Linked DNA regions of Mus musculus: region 2 is linked to region 1. The links are chromatin loops, found by intact Hi-C in ENCODE. Cell type or tissue: gastrocnemius. All regions are shown on one strand.

Region 1 (8,000 bases):
GAATGGGCTGTTCCCCCAGCCCTGAGCCTCCAGATTCTACCAAGCAGATGTGGATACAGAGGGGGTTAGAAAGTCAGGAAGGCTGACCACAACAGAGCTACAGGCAGTACCAGGGTATCCCCAAAGGACAAAAGCTCTCTCCGGACAGCACCATGGCCCTTGCCACATACCACAGTGACCTGAGACCTCGTGACACCCTCTAATCAGCAGCTCTAGAGCCGAGCCCGGCTTTACAGCTTACCACAAGCTTATTCAGCCTCATCTCCCTCAATCCCTTCAAGGACAAGGCGAGGCTGGCCTTAGCGTCCTTGTCGCCTGGACAGCCAAGCCCAAGCTAAGAGAACTACCCAAGGTCACCATTAAGAGGAACACAGTCTTTCTGGGGACAAGAAGACTCTTGGATCCCCAGTTGACATATCCAATGGGTAGTATGCCCCACCCATTTTACAGATGAAGAGACTGAGGACAAGAAATACTGCCCAAGGTTAACTGAGTGGCTGAACCAAGGCCTAAGACAACCTCCAACCATCTGCCAATACCATCCTATTGTGGGTTCTCAGCTGGTGCCTAGGTCCCCCTCCAGCCACCCACCATCATCTTGCTAAAACACCTCCCTCTCACCCCCCACTCCCCGATGACTCCCTGGTAGAGAGGGAGGCAGGCAGGCCGTTGCTAAGCACTCACCAGCTCTCTCATAAAAATAAACTCCTTCTGGCTTAGAGACTCTGAGTGAGATCCCCTCCCTACCAGCAACAAAAAAAAAATTTTTTTTTTCTTTTAATTTAAAAAAGATCTCTATGACATTTATTTGAAAGCTAGCTGTGCCAAATCGGAGGCCAATTTACTGACATCCAATTGGAGCCACGTGCTACCAATCCGCAGTCCGAGGACCCTCCGGGTCAAGCGCCTGGCCAGTCTTTGAGATGATTTATTTCCCCAGGCAGGAAATGGGGGCCCAGGCTGTCTCCCAAGCCTTTGGGGCTGGTCCTAGGGAAGGCAGGGATCTGGCAGAGGCCAGGCAGTGACCAAAATAGCCAGGTCGGTGGCCCTGCTGAGCACACGCCTCCCTTGCCGCCAGGCTACAGCCTAGGTTGAGGCTTTGGGACTGTAGGATCTGTTCCTGAGACTGGTTCCTTGTGTGGCTTCCCCAGTGGGAGCAGACCAGAACCTCCCACCCAAAAGAGGAACCCATAAAGTGAAGGGGAGCAGTCTAGAGGAAGATGTGTTCAGCTGGTGCTACCCATTGCCCCTGGCTGTCGTTTCGGGCCTCAGCCCTGCTACTCAAGCCTGGGAGCGACTGTCACACCTGCGTGCCACACCCAGGCAGCACCTGGAGCCATACCGCCCTTTTACCTCTCCTAAATACTACGAAGAACCAAAGATGTCCATTGGGCCCACTGGGCACAAGGGATGGCCTCTCGGGTACAGCTAGAAGACACTAGACTTGCCCCCAACCACAGATCCAGGGATCCAGGCACATTCGGGCACACACACGTGCACACGGCCAGGGTTCCGGAGACACAGCCACACGTACAGGTTCACATAGGCAAGATGTGTGTGTGTGTGTGTGTGTGTGTGTGTGTGTGTGTATCAGAAGACAGAGCCACACGGCCACACTACACTCAGGTAAGGCAGCCCCGGACATAGCCCTGGTCATATCACACACCCCGGGGCGCACATGTACACGGCTGCCTAGGGTGGAGAAACAGCCACTCTCAGAAACAGAGACATCCAGGGACAAGGAGGCACCCCGTGGGACACACACACACACACACACACACACACACACACACACACACCTGCCGCCGCACCAGCAGCCCCAGCCCCTTCGCCAGGGAAACAATAACTCCCTCTCCAGCAGAGCTGAACAGGAGACCCTCAGTCCCTCCCTCAGGGGTGAAGGGGATGAAAGAGCGCGGGGAGGCCAGACCCGCAGGGACCCGGTGAGGTGGCGGAGCGCGGCCCGGGGAGGGGGCTGCAGTCGCGGCCCACACGCCCTGGGTACCTGGGTGGCTAAGCCCACAGCGGATGGCCCGGGGCTGGCGAGGCTGGCGGGACTGGCGGCGATCGCGGCGTTGGCGGCTGGGCACGGGAGCTCGGCAGCAACCAGGTCCCGGAGCACGACGCTGGCGGCGGCGCGGAGGAAGCGGTAATTTATAAGCGGCTTCTCCCTGACCTCGCGTGTCTGTTGTCTGAACAGGCAGCTCTCCGCATCACCCATCCTGCTGGGTGGAAAAATACCAGCTTGGCCGGGCCTGGGCGGGGCCTAGGGAGGGGCCTGGTCTGTCGGCCACGCCCACACACGGGGCGCGCGCGCGCGCGCGCACACACACACACACACACACACACACACACACACACGCACGCACGCGCGCACGAGCTCGGACACACAAAGAGCCGGAGCTCGCCTCGTCGAGCGCGCGCACCCATCCTCATGCTCCATCCAAACGCTGGTGGCTAATGGCACTGCTCAGGCCTCTCATGCAGGCGATGAGGAGTTAGAGACCCAGACCCCTGGCTCATCTCCTGTCCTGATATTACCACACCACAACGCTCTCTAACACACCCACCTAGGTCTGTGGACGAGGCCTGTGGCTGCCGCAGCAGCTAGATCCCTACCAGAATCTGCTCCTCCCCCATTGCCCCGAGTCCTCTCAGGGCCAGTGTGCAGCTCTGCAAGCCTGGCTGAGCTGCCGTGGAAGTGATAATGGAGGCCAAGTCCCCCACCCCCACCCCCACCCCCACCCCTGGCCCACATGAGGCTGTGTTTTCGAAGCGCCCCGACTTCGTCGTGGCTGTGTGACATCAGGCAAGTTCCCCAGACCTTCTGTGTCTTAGTTTCCTCATCTGTAAAACGGAAATAAAAATAGTGGAACTCATCACTTCTGGCTGCTGGGAGGGTCCAAGGTTAACAGTGTAAAGAGTCTGAACAGGACACCAGGCACCTAGGAAGTGCCAAACGAGTGTCAGCAAATGTGACTATTTTTAAATGGAGATGGGGAGTGTGCCATTATTCTTGTCCTTATTTGAATGAGCATGTCCTCCATCTGATTGTACACACCCACAGCCTGGCTGAGCCTGAGGTGGCGCTGTGTGACCTTCAGTAAGGCCTTCCCCCTCTCTGCTTGCCCACTTCCTTTTCTTTCTTCTCCACTCTCTCTGCACATAAGTGTCAATTATGTAGCATGGCTATCCTGTCTCTTAAACTGGGAATGGTAGCCCCAGACCTGACCAGCCTGAATCCATTGTCCTAGGCTGGCATAAGACACCAAGAAGCAAAATAAGGTGGTGGTGTGACTCAAGCCTTTAATCCCAGCGCTGGGAGGCAGAGACAGGCAGATCTCTGAGTTCAAGGCCAATCTGGTTTACAGAGTGAGTTCCACTAAGGCTGCACAGAGAAAACCCGTCTTAAAAAAAAAAAATCCAGACTCACATTTCATTACCCACAGCACAAAGGGCTGAGACCAGGGGGTAGGTCAGAGAGTAGGAAAGTGGCTGTTTTGAACCCAGAGCAGACTTCAGGAAGCCCAGAGCCTTTGGGCAGACAGAAGGGTGGGGGTGGGGAACAGAGGAAGCAAGGGCTGTAAGGCTGCAAAAGCCTGCAGGCATGGTGTCACAGGACTCTACAAAGAGTCAGGGCAGGGGAGGCCACAGAGGCCTGGCAGGCCCAGGGATTCAATTCGGAAAGCCTGGGCAGGCCTGAGCCTAAGAATGATCGACACAGTATCACACAAGGGATGACTGGGAAGAATGGGAGGAGGTGGCTCAGGCCTTCATCAGTCTCCCCTTCTGTAATGTCAACTCGGTGAGATCTGGTCCTCGAACTCCCATCAAGTACACAAAGCATCACAGGCCTGGTGCACAGAAAGTGCTCAGCTACACTTGCATTTATTTATGTATGTGTATGTAAGTGTGTATGTATTATATTTTGAGATAGGGATGGCACTACATTGCCTGGCCTGGTCCCAAATTGTTGGGTTCCAAGTCACCTTCCTACTGCAGAGCCCTTGGGTAGCTGGGGTCATAGCTGAGTGACATCTGGGTCACTGCAACTACTATATTTATTTAGTTAGTTTCCTTTCTTCAGCATTTTCCCGGCTGGTAGAATTCACTTCATGTAAACAAGGCCAACCCGCCCCTCCCCAGAGCATCCCTGGGAGCTCAGCACTGCTAGTTCTCCCACTTTACAGAAGGGAAAACTGAGCCACAGAGAAAATAGCTGGCCTGGGGGACGCTTGGCCAGTGAGTCACAGGGCTGGAATCTAAACCTAGACCATCTGTTTGTTTCCAGGGGAGCTTTGGAAGAACCCAGCCCCAGGCTGTGGGTGCAGCAGATCAGTCAGGCATGGAGTATGAACTTAACATGTGAGAGGCCATGGACTGTCAGAGCGGTCAGAAGTCTCAAGCAGGGCAGCCTGAACTGAATCCAGCCCCAGATGTTCTGCTGCTTGGCCTGTGGTGGGCTCCATCCATCGTGATTTGAGTTCATTGCCAGGAATCAAAATTGATATATGAATGCATGTACCCTCACCTGCTCAGCTGCTTAGGCAAGATTGCCTAGCCTAGGAGTCTAGAGGTGGCCTGACAACATAGAGACACTGAGTCTCTTTAAAAAAAAATAATTTCAGGCTGTTGGGTGGTAGTGCATTCCTTTAATCCACTTGGGAGGTAGAGGCAGGTAGATCTCTTGAGTTCCAGGCTAGCCTGGTCTAGAGAGCAATTCCAGGACTACACAGAGAAACCTTGTTTCAAAAAACAAAAATAGATAATAATCATTATTAATAGTGTTATATAATAATTGTTATAATTATATGTTATAATATAATTATAAAATAATACTATATAATAATGATATTCTTATTACTGTTATTTTGATCTGGGCATGGTAGTATTCACCTTTAAACCTAGAGGGCAGAGGAAGGTGAATCTCTGTGAACTTAAGGTCATCCTGGTGACAGTGAATTTCGGAGTAGCCAGGACTACATAGTAAGAGCCTGTCTCAAATAATTTGCTCAAACACAATGGCACATACCTGTAATCCAAGCATCTAGGAGATAGAGGATGTGGAGTTCAAGTCCAGCCTTGGAGACAGAGAGTATGAGACCAGTCTTGGCTACACAAGACTCTGTGTCAAACAATTTAAAAATAAAATAAAATAAAATAAGTAGGGGGCCAGTGAGATAGAACAACAGAGCTCCAATTGCTCATGCAGAAGGCCAGAGTTTAGTTCCCAGGACCCACAGCAAGCAGCTCACAGTCACCTTTTAATTCCAGCCTCAAGGGATCTGATGCTTTCTTCTGGACTCTGAGAACACCTGAATGTACATACCTACATACACACACACAAACGCACACGCGCACACACACACACACACACACACACACAGGGGGGGGGGGGGCAGCAGACAGACAGACAGAGACAGAGAAACAGAGAGACAAACACAGAGACAGAGAGGCAGGCAGGCAGGCAGGCAGGCAGACAGTCAAGATAGACAGACAAAGAGACAGACACACAGAGAGAGTATTTAAAGGCTGGGGCAGGAGGGTTGGCTGAAGTTTAATAACATCCTGTCTCAAAAACAAACCAAGGAGGGCCAGCAAGGATGGCTCAGCAGGCAAAGGTAATTTCTGCAAAGGAGATCCAACCTGAGCTGCAGAACCTGTATGATAGAAGGAGAGAGCCAACTCTGACCTCTACATACATTGTGGTACCCACGTGCACATTAGTGAACGAACGAATGAATGAATGAATGTAAAAAAAAGTTTAAAAGAGGAAATTTTGGGTTCTCTTGAAAATTGTCAGAATGAGCCCCTTGCTCAGCCACAAATATCTAGCACTGAAGAGTACGCTCCCACGGTGGAACGAGACCCCTCCAGAGAGATATCATAGCACTCCTTGGTTTGTAAATGTCTCCATGTCACTAGCTGGTCCTGAAGGAGGCTTAGCTGAGACCCAGGCCAGAGATGGGAGCTGGAAGATTCAGAGAGAACTGTTGGGCACACAGGGCACCAAAACCATTGGCACTTAGAAGGTCCTTCAAGGAAAGGCAGGCAGAAGTTCCTTCCACGAGCCAATATTGGCTGACATTCCAATGGGACTAATTTCTCATTTCAGAAATGAGAAATCAATGTCCAGGCAGAGCTCCTGGGGAACGTGTGCAGGGTAATGCCCAGGTTCCAGGCTTTTGGTCCGTGGCTATTACTGCGTGCAGTGAATGGGATTTGTAAAATGCCACTGAGACTACATTATTCAGCAGCTCTCAGTAGTGACATCAAATCGATCAGGGCTTTGAACAAAACCTCCCGACCCTGCCAGAGAATCTCCTGCCCTATCTGTCAGGTCACCAAGAGTAGCCACAATGCCGAGGGAGGCACAGCACATGCTGGGCCATCTGGCTAGCTTTGGAAGTCCACTTGGCACCAACTCTGCAAAGGATCGAGGATCTTCTTGGCCAGCCTCATAGAATTCAGAGTACCATGCCCCAGTATAACCCTGAAGAGACAAACAGGGCTATTAGGCCGTGTGTGGGTGGTCCTCTTCTCAGTCACATCACTGTGTCCTAGAGATACTTCTTCAGTATGTTCATATGCCCAGCAATGTACCAGTGGTCACATCATAAAACCTGATCAGAATACCCTGGCTCTCAGGAATCTTCCTCTTGCCTGCTTGCAAATCCTAGATTCATCTATCCTTGGGCTGTGTGACCTACAATGAAGAACACAACAACTTTGTACTTCATTGTCCTAATCTATACAGGCAGACTAAACAAAACACCAGTGTGCACCCACCCCACCCCCGCCGTGTGGATCCAGTGGAGATGATTCATGGGAAGCGATGAATAGGGTCTCTGGCACAGTCCACCACTGGGCATGTGGAAGTGCTCCTCCTACCCATATGCCCCGGGTGCCTGGGGCCTTTCTACTTCTGAGCCTTCTCTCACAGTTTCTTCCCCCACCCAATGCATGTTGCCCACTAGCCAGCTGCAGCCTGAGACTCAGCCAAAGCTGGAGCCCCAAGCAGGAAGCACCCAAGAGGCTGGCTCCCTAGCAATGCCCAGCATGCGGCCAGCGCAGAGGATCATGGGAACCCATTGCCGGATGTGGTCTTGGGGAGGTAAGTCCCCGAGCCCCACTTCCTCCTCTCTCCGAGGGAGCAGACTGCTCCAGAGTCAGGGAGGGAATGCATCGAGGATAGAGGCAAAACTGTAGGGAAACCAGCAAGCAAGCGCACACTGCTGCGTGGCCAAGCCAGCTCCCTGGGGGTGACTGCAGGAGCCTCCTTCTTTCTGGTCTTCTCCTACCCTAGCCCATCGCCACTCCCCGCGAAGAACATAGGAGGGCACCACCGCCGTAGAAAACAGCTTGGCAGTTCTAGATAAGGTTAGAAATTTCTAGTCAGGCTGAACATTTGGCCTCTGAACTAACAACCCCACGCCCAGGTATTGCCGTGTGGAATTCTACCCCCTTGTGCAAGAATGAATGGCTGCACAATTCATGGCAGCTAAAAATGGAAACAGCCTGGTTGTATCAACAGGAAAATAGAAACTGAGTGATTGCAGCTCTAGCAAAAGGACTCCTGGGATGCGCAGAACCACGAGGGAGCTCTGAACACTCTGGGTGAAAGAAGCCAGACTCCCTGTGGTTTCATTTATATGGAAAAATCAAGACAGAATTGGAGAGCCAGGGCTACCTGAGGGGAAGGGAGAGGCAAAGCCCCTGGAGAACCCTGGGAAGGATGGGTTCTACAGCCTGACCCGACAAGGACACACAAGAGTCTATGTATGGACATCTGAATACTTTTTGCAGGGGTCAGTACCCAGGTCTTTGATTCTGTAGTCCCTACTCCCACCCTATTCTTTCTCTCAGCCAGCTATGGATCACAATATTTAGCCAAGGGGCTGGAGAGATGTTTCCATGGTTAAGAGAGAATATTGCTCTTGCAGAGAACCAGAGTTCAGCTCCCATGCCCACATCTAGGGACTCACGTGGATCTGTAACTA
Region 2 (8,000 bases), 93 kb after region 1:
CACAGGAACAGTACAGTTGGAGATGACCACACACATGAACACATGTCCTTCTCTTGGGTAAACACTACCTTCCAGATTCTTATAGAGCTCTCCAGCCTGAAGGACATTGGTTTCTGATTCACCCGTTATCACCACACTGTCTTCCTCTACTCGTCAGGTGCACTGCTCTCTTGCAAGTCTTTGCAATACTGTAGGACAAAAACCTTGAGGTCCCCTCTAAATGAAAAGTGCCCCTGTAGCCTTTGGCTTCAGCGACCTGCTGGACCCATACCCCTTACCCCTAGGGCCAGTGCCACCTTTAAATGACAAGAGCTCATTTTTGAAGCCTTCCACCTCCTAAATTTAGAACCATAGATTAAATCCAAATAAGTGGTTAGTTACATAACTTCACATCCCTCTTCATGGCCCCCTCCCCTTGGAATAATCAGCCTTAATCAGCTAACAATGAGGCCCTGGATGTAGCCCCAATCCCCCTGAGAAGCTATTAAGCTTATGTAAGGAGTGACATTGGCCTGGTGTGCTAGGAAGCTTTACAACACATCATCTGTCATCCTATCGTCCCCCTCTCTGTTTGTCCTGATCCATACACACACACACACACACACACACACACACACACACACACACACACACACACCCCGCCTCTCACATGTCTATCAGAATGCTAAAGCTGCTTAGCTAGCCTGGGCTTGAGCACAGGCAAGCTGAGAGAAGGCTGTACTCATCAGAAGGTTCAAATGTATCACCTAAAAATAAAACCCCTAAATCGGTAGCGACAGCACACCCTGGGAGGAAGGGAACTTTCTGCCATAGACCCACTGATGGAAGTGAATAGGGAGGGGCAAGGAGGGAGACTTAAGAGGAAAAGTTTCTTAGCACTGCTCAGTGATGAAATGGGCAGTGAGAGAGAGCTCCCCATTGCTGGGGGTGAGGAAACTAAGACTTTGTGCACTGAGCAGAGATTGAGTAGTGGTGTTTATCCATGGTATGTGCTAAGAACTGTGTTCTGTGGCTGCTGATGGAGAAGGAAAAAGGGTTGCCCCTCAAATGTCCAATGAGGAGTTCTGGACACACAGAAGGGGCTCTGAGGCTCAGCGAGAGTTATCTTGATTGACTAGTAATGTCTGCCATGGTCGCAGAAAACAGTAGAAGAGATGTTATTAGTGCTCTATCTTGTCATTTATCCCTTGTAAGCAAGGAAGCCGGCATTCACAACAGGTTTCCAGTTGGTAGGTGACAGAACCAAATACGGACACAGGCTGTTTGGCTTCAAAGTCTGTTGTGGCCACTACTCCATGATGTCAAGAAAGGCCTTGAGGCTCAATATGTAACCACCAGGCAGGAAGCAGGATCCCTCCTCTTCTAATGCTATGGAGGTTTGTCGTCTCTTAGTTTTGGCTTTAAAGCTGTGCAGGCTGCTCCAGTGTGAGGAACCAGACTTTGTTCAGAACCTCCAATAATCCATCTCCCATCTCTGACTCCGGTCCTGAGAAGATAATGTGAGTGATCCTTCCTATAACACAAAAGCAGAATCTAATGAAACCAAACATGGGCTCCCCTCTTCCTCCCTTCCTGGGCATGGAGGTGTACCAGAACCCTGCCAGAGAGCCCACTCTACAGCACATGGCCATCAGCTACAGACAGCGGCATGATACCTTACACGAACACCCCATTCTTGAGTAGCACATCTGTGGTCAACTGTCATCCTAGTTTCACCGCTGTCGTCTGCTGGTCCCTATTCAATGGCTTCTCATGCCCTCTTATAAGTCATTCGTCCTTCCCTCACAGAGCCTGCTCCCTTTAGCCCTATTGCTCAGCCTCCCTGTCTCCAATTTCCCCCAGGGGAGATCTCACTCCTTCTCTCAGCTGAGGAACACAGTTGCCAGAAGAGAGAGATTTCACAAAGGCCACGCTTAAATCCAAACACAAAAGTTCTCCAATCAAATGTGGCTTGGGGCTGTCCCACCCTCCCTCTTCCTTTTTGTAAGCACAGGGACAGTAGGGTAACAAAGCAAGTTGGGCTCATTGAGGCCACTCGGAGCTTGGCCCAGACCCTGGAGCTGGGGGATCCAAAGGCAAGGCTGCTTTTGTATGGTGCCAGTTGGTACCTTGTTGTGCAAGGCTGGGGGGAGGGGCCAGGGCTGCTGAGGCTGGGAAAGGAGGTTGGGTGTCTCCTGCCCACCGAAAGTTAAACTTGGATGGGCCTCAAAGCAGACAAAGAGGCTTCCTGACGCCACAGAAGTGCCTCCTCCTTTAAAATTAACCCCCACAGCTCACCCTCTCACAGAGATAAGTAAGGAGGCAAACTTCTGGCTGCAAAAGGTGGACCCTGAACAGCCACTACTTCCGGAGTGGACTTGAGCCTTTCTTCGCAGCCCATTAACTGAAGCTGCCTGGAAAATCACAGAGGCCAGTCATCTCCAAATTCTTGGCATCAGATCTCATTGCGCAAACAAAATCTTTCTTGAAAACTCGGTTCATTGAAACAGAAAAGCTCACAAGGTGTCCAGGTGGGATGAGCCTGGGACCCATCTAAGATGCTAGAGGAGTGACAGAGGATTCCTGAGTTTCCCTCAGGATGGGGGTTCCTGGTATCTTGATTCTCTGAGAGCCACCAGCCCAAGCAAGGGTTAAGAGGGGCTGGAAGTGCCTGCCGACAGCCTAGGATACTGTGATTGTCACATCTATTTCTGTCACCTGTTTGCCTCCCTGAGCCCCGTGTCGCCACAGCTGACATTTAAATGAGTTTGCATTTGTGGATCCCACACCAACTGGTGCTGTCTGTGGGTGCTGTGGGGTACTGAGTACGGAGGGCTTCAAACCAGACAGATGGAAGGGAGTGGCTTCGGGGATTAGGATGGTGTGATCCCAGACCATCAGCACTGGCCGGAAGCATCTGAAGTGCCTTAAAGACACAAACCAAGGTGCTGAAGAATGCTAGGAGTGGGCAGACCTGTTCCAGGCACTCTTCCTTTGTGCTGTGTGGCTTCAGTCAAGTCTTACCCTCTCTGTTTTCATCATGAGGACCACTGTTTCCCTAATCACCAAGTGTGTTGTACACACCATGGCCTTAGACTGTATCACCTCCTAGGGAAACTGTTTCTAGTCTGCCTCCCTTGGACTTTTTCTTCTGGCCACTTACCAGGCTGGGGGGACTGGCTGGGGGTGGGGAGCACAGGGCAGTGCCAGGTATCCTGCTGTGACAAACCCTGAGACGTCACTTTGATGCTTTAATAGAACGTCTGTAAAGTATGTTGGTTTCTAATGCACAATCATGTTTTATTTCTGCAGAGCAATTTCTGTGCCCTTCCCCCTGGTGATATCAGTCAGGTCATCTGAACTAACAGAGTTAAAGCACCCCCCCAACCCCCCCCCCCCACACACACAATTTAACACAAGTATGCCATGCGTGGAGTATGGGTCTCAAATGTGTGAAGCTAGGGAAGATGGCTGGCCGATTGCTGACATGGTGGGGCTCCTTAGCCCCAGCCTTGGAGAGGGTCCCATGGAGGCTCATGATGATTCAGAACTGCTTGCCATCAGACGAGCATCGTAGGCAGGGGTTTAAGGGCCTGTTGGGTTGCTGGGAACTGTTCTGTGGAACTGTAACTTAGTCTGGAAGGTCGAGGGTAGATGAGAAGCCACTTCTGAGGGATTCCACAGAGCACTTGGCTTTCTAGTGTCACAGTGGGCATGTTTCCCACTAACGCCTGCAATGCTCTTGCCAGACAAGACCCTTCCCTCCAGCATTCAAGCCTGTGTGTGTGTTAGTAGCCTCCAACCCCACATGGCCTTGTGGTATTCCAATACCTTGTGGTATTGTGGGCTAGGTCCCAGAGTGGCTGCCTGACTTCAGCTTGATAGCTGGGGCCTCATTGGAAGGGGGACAGGTAGTTCTTGGAGTGGAAATCTCATGTGCTTAGGGTGTAGACGCTCAAGGACCCACAGACAATGTTGCCATGGTGAAGCAGGCTTTCCCAACCTGTGACTCAAGAGGCAAAGTCCCAGGATCACCCAGGCCTGGGTCATGTGAGCCAGAAGAAAGCAGGGTAACTTGATTGACAGCTTTGACCCTAGACTCATCAAAGAGCGTCAGTGCTCCCCCAAAGAAAATTTGGAATGTCTTTTTTCAAAAAAGGAGTGAAGGCTGCCGGGTAGGAACGGAATGCAGACAGGGCCTGCTGTACCTTCTTGCCTATTTTTGCTGTAGTTTCTGTAAACAGGGGCAAGAATGGACGGGCCCTTTGAGGGAATGATATCATATGTGTGAGGGCCTGGCTCTTAACACTAACACTCTGTAAATGCCAGCAATTTAAAAAGTTTTCCCTTCCTCCTTTTCTTTTTTTCTTTCTTTCTAATTAAGGACACTAAGTCAAAAAGTGTCTTTTGGCTAAGTGTGCCTAGCAGATGTCACAAGCACCTTTGGTCCCACCCACAGAGGTCATCTGGGTGGCAGATGAGGGTTCAGATCTCAGAACCAGGACTGAGATATGCAGTAGAGATGGCTAGCATGGATTGAGTGCCTGCTGTATACTGATCCTAGACCCTGCTTCCGCAGGCCACTCTGTTTAGTCTCAGGAGTTAGATGCTGTTGTGAGAAGCCTCACCTGTCACCGAGGAAACACAGGCAGGGCATGATAAATGTCCCGTGTGACCTAGATAGGATTCACAGCTGTAAGTGATGGAGCTGAGCTTATCTAGCACGAGATAAAAAGGAATGTTCTAGATCTTCAAGAGTCTCCTGGGGTCCTTATGGAAGGTTCAAGATCCAAGCATGAGCTGGGAGTGTTAACTGAGACTGGCTTTTTGCCATTGCTGGACTATGAAGCTTCTGTCACAGCGGTGTCTATTGTCCCCCTGGCCCAGTACTTCTGCATCTGTCATGACATACTTAACACTTCACGAGTCACGGTTCAGCAAGAAGGGGAGAGGGGAGCAGAATAGACAGCTAACGGGGTTTCTATAACCTCTGAACATCAGCCTTTCCAGAGAGAATTGTATCGGATAGCTCTGTTACAGTCATACTATGTAACAAGCCACCCCGAAGCTTACCAGCAGCCTTTCCAGAGAGAATTGTATCCGATAGCTCTGTTACAGTCATACTATGTAACAAGCCACCCCAAGCTTACCGGCATTTAGGCTAGGCTAGGAACTGTGGAAGTCTGTTTCTTGGGTCTCTCATGTTCCTGACACAGGGCTGGTAAAGGCAGAAGCAGGCCAGTGAAGGCACTCGCTGGATCTAAGAAGGTAAGAACTTACAGATACTTGTTGATTGAGTACTGGTCAACGAGCAGATCTTAGTCCTATGACTCAAGGTCCGGCATAAGCGTCCCTCTGGGTCCCTGGAGATCTTGGCTCCTTTTATCTTTTCACTCCCTCCAGAATGGCTTTGTAGTTTCCGGCTTTGCTATTCTCTGTAACATTCATTCTGGAAGCATCCATGGGATTCCCATCCTCAATCTCCCCCAGAGAAGCTTTCTTGTTCTGGGCTGAGGCATGTCTCTGACTCTCATGCTCAAGTCTTGACTTCTGAGACCTCAGTGGGAACCATTTTTAAAGCTGTCTCCCGCAGCTCAGGCTGGCCTTGAACTCTTGCTCTAACTTATGTTTACCCTGAATAGCTCTGAGTACTCCTTCTTCCATTCCCAGTGCTAGGATCACAGGTAGCCATTGCTCCTGGCTCTTGTAAACAGGGTCTGATAGCTGTGACAGAGTAATTAATTAATTAATTAATTGCACATAGTATGTCATAGCTGTCTTCAGACACACCAGAAGAGAGCATCAGATCCCATTGCAGATGGTTGTGAGCCACCATATGGTTGCTGGGAATTGAACTCAGGACCTCTGGAAGAGCAGTCAATGCTCTTAACAACTGACCCATCTCTTCAGCCCCTTATTTCTCTTTTTTGAGACAGGGTAGGGCTTTCTTCCTTCCTTTCTTTCTTTCTTTCTTTCTTTCTTTCTTTCTTTCTTTCTTTCTTTCTTTCTTTCTTTCTCCCTTCCTTCCTTCCTTTCTTTCTTTCTCCCTTCCTTCCTTTCTTTCTTTCTCCCTTCCTTCCTTCCTTTCTTTCTCCCTCCCTCCCTCCCTCCCTCCCTCTCTTTCTTTCTTTCTTTCTTTCTTTCTTTCTTTCTTTCTTTCTTTCTTTCTTCTCCTCTTCTTCCTCTTCCTCCTCCTCTTTTTCTTTTTCTTCTTCATTGTTTGGGGTTTTTTTTGGGTGTTTTGTTTTGTTTTGTTTTGTTTTGTTTTGCTTTGCTTCAGACAAGGTTTCACTGTGTAGCCCTAGCTGACCTAGAACTCGCTATGTGGTTGGCCTCAAACTCACAGAGATTTGCCTGCCACTACCTGTGGAGTGCTGGGACTAAAGGTGTGTGTCACCACAGCCTGACAGCTGTGACAAATCTAAAAAGGCTGAGCATGACCCAGGATGACTAGGGCAGATACTTCAAGGTTTCAGAGAGCACTGCACCTTTTGCCAGGAGGTAGAGATCTTAGAAGAGGGTACATTTGAAAATCAAACATTTCTGTCGTCTCCACCATTGTTCTTTAAAGGCCCAGAATTACAACTAATTCACAATAGGTACTCAGTAAATATTGCTTTTAAAAAAAAGGTTCTACATATCTATCACCTAGACAACCTCATTCATGATGAACAGCTAAAAAGCAAATCAAGTCCCAACTAAATAAACTTCACCAGGAAGTTGTGAGGGCTGACCCTGATTCAGCCTAAAGAACTGGGCAGTTCATGCGAATCCTTAAGGGACCAACTGGACTCTCCTGCAGAGCCATCTCTTAGAGCTGTACCTGGGAACACGAATGGGGTGAAGAACTGGAAAAGCATTTCTACAACCTCCTACTTTCCAAGCGAAAGGAATGAGTGATGTAGGAGAGACAACACTCACAGGGAAAAGAGAGAGATTGAGGGGAGAGGAGCCCGAGAAACAGGACAGGAGATGGGCACTGTCTGGCAGGGTGTCAGCAGCTATGGGGGAAGGGAACTTGAGTTTTCAGTCTTTAAGCCTGTTAAAACAAACAACAGACCGAGTAACAGGAGAAGAGGCATGTACATCAGTTACCAGGAAATACACACAGGAGCCAAACACAGTCTGAAAAGCAGAGAAGGAGCCTCCTCCCACGGCTGCAGGTACCTGTGCAGGGAGAGAGTCAGGCTAGGAGCTAAGCCTGCAGATCAGTGGCTGGACAGATAGCCCCTGGGCTGGAAGCTTGGTGCTTTGTTTTAAGGCTCTTCCTTTGTGATCTTCTGACAGGAGTCTCATCTTGCTGATGACATCTAGTGACATTGCCTTGAAAACAAGGTGGCTGAGCTACTGTGTAGTCCATACTGTCTCCAGGCAGTAGCTGAGGTGGGTGTCCTCCTCTGTGCTGGGTCCCATCTCTAGGCAGGTTCAGGAACTGCAGGAAAACCCCTTCTGTCTCATTGAGATGTCACCTAGTGATGCCAAAGCCTAGGCTACCACCTGCCAGGAATTCTCCAGGACTTCAAGTACATATGCAGCCCATGGCTGTCGGTTTCTGACTGTACCATATCCTGTCTCCACCCATCCTTGGCTTCCCTCAGACAGGCCCTGCTTGTGACATGGAAGCAGACACCCAGGCAGGAAGTGGTTGGTGGGCTTGCCCTCAGGGTCAGAACACTGGGGCAGCAGACATGGCAGCCAGAGATCCCATGACAATGTGAAGCTCTCTGGTGAATATCTGAACATCTTGGAGTTGCGACAGACTCTTGAAGGTCAAGAGGAAGTCTAGCCAGGCGAGAGTCCAGTGGGAGCTGGGGCCATGGAGAGGAATGCTGTGAGACCTCCTAAGGATGGGGGGAATAAAAAGCTGGGCCTTGGACAGCACTCATATGTGCTTCATTCATTCATTCATTCATTCATTCATTCATAAGAGAAGGTCTCATATATTAGGCTGGCCTCTATCTCCCTATGGGGCTGCGATTGGCCTTGATTCCCCTGCCTATATTTCCCATGTGCTGGGATTA

What was found. Hi-C counts contacts between places; a loop is a spot of excess contacts. Peaks named below come from ENCODE experiments on the same cell type or tissue, not always from the same donor. Only the 100,000 strongest peaks of a DNase experiment are listed, where the experiment ranks them.
Region 2: a loop joins it to region 1, with 2.3 times the contacts of the local background. A loop is called at or near these places in 7 of 42 quality-filtered maps.

Annotation. Positions count from the first base shown.
Region 1 is chr6:91,678,314-91,686,313 of GRCm38, reverse strand. Slc6a6 (solute carrier family 6 (neurotransmitter transporter, taurine), member 6) reads right to left here and starts at 2,247. Exons shown (of 15, transcript NM_009320.4): 1 at 2,006-2,247. Gm40387 (a long non-coding RNA gene) reads right to left here. Exons shown (of 3, transcript XR_869270.2): 3 at 5,565-6,706. Gm30628 (a long non-coding RNA gene) reads left to right here and starts at 6,622. Exons shown (of 3, transcript XR_377873.3): 1 at 6,622-7,114. In gastrocnemius, CTCF peaks have their summits at 1,097 and 3,084; DNase peaks (open chromatin) are centred at 979, 2,290, 6,380, 6,957 and 1 more place; H3K4me3 peaks cover 3,467 bases; H3K27ac peaks cover 5,483 bases.
Region 2 is chr6:91,585,359-91,593,358 of GRCm38, reverse strand. No RefSeq gene overlaps it. Among named protein-coding and RNA genes, the nearest start is that of Gm40387, 71 kb to the left of the region's middle. In gastrocnemius, no CTCF peak of the experiment used is centred here; DNase peaks (open chromatin) are centred at 2,129, 2,821, 3,162 and 4,782; H3K4me3 peaks cover 926 bases; H3K27ac peaks cover 4,306 bases.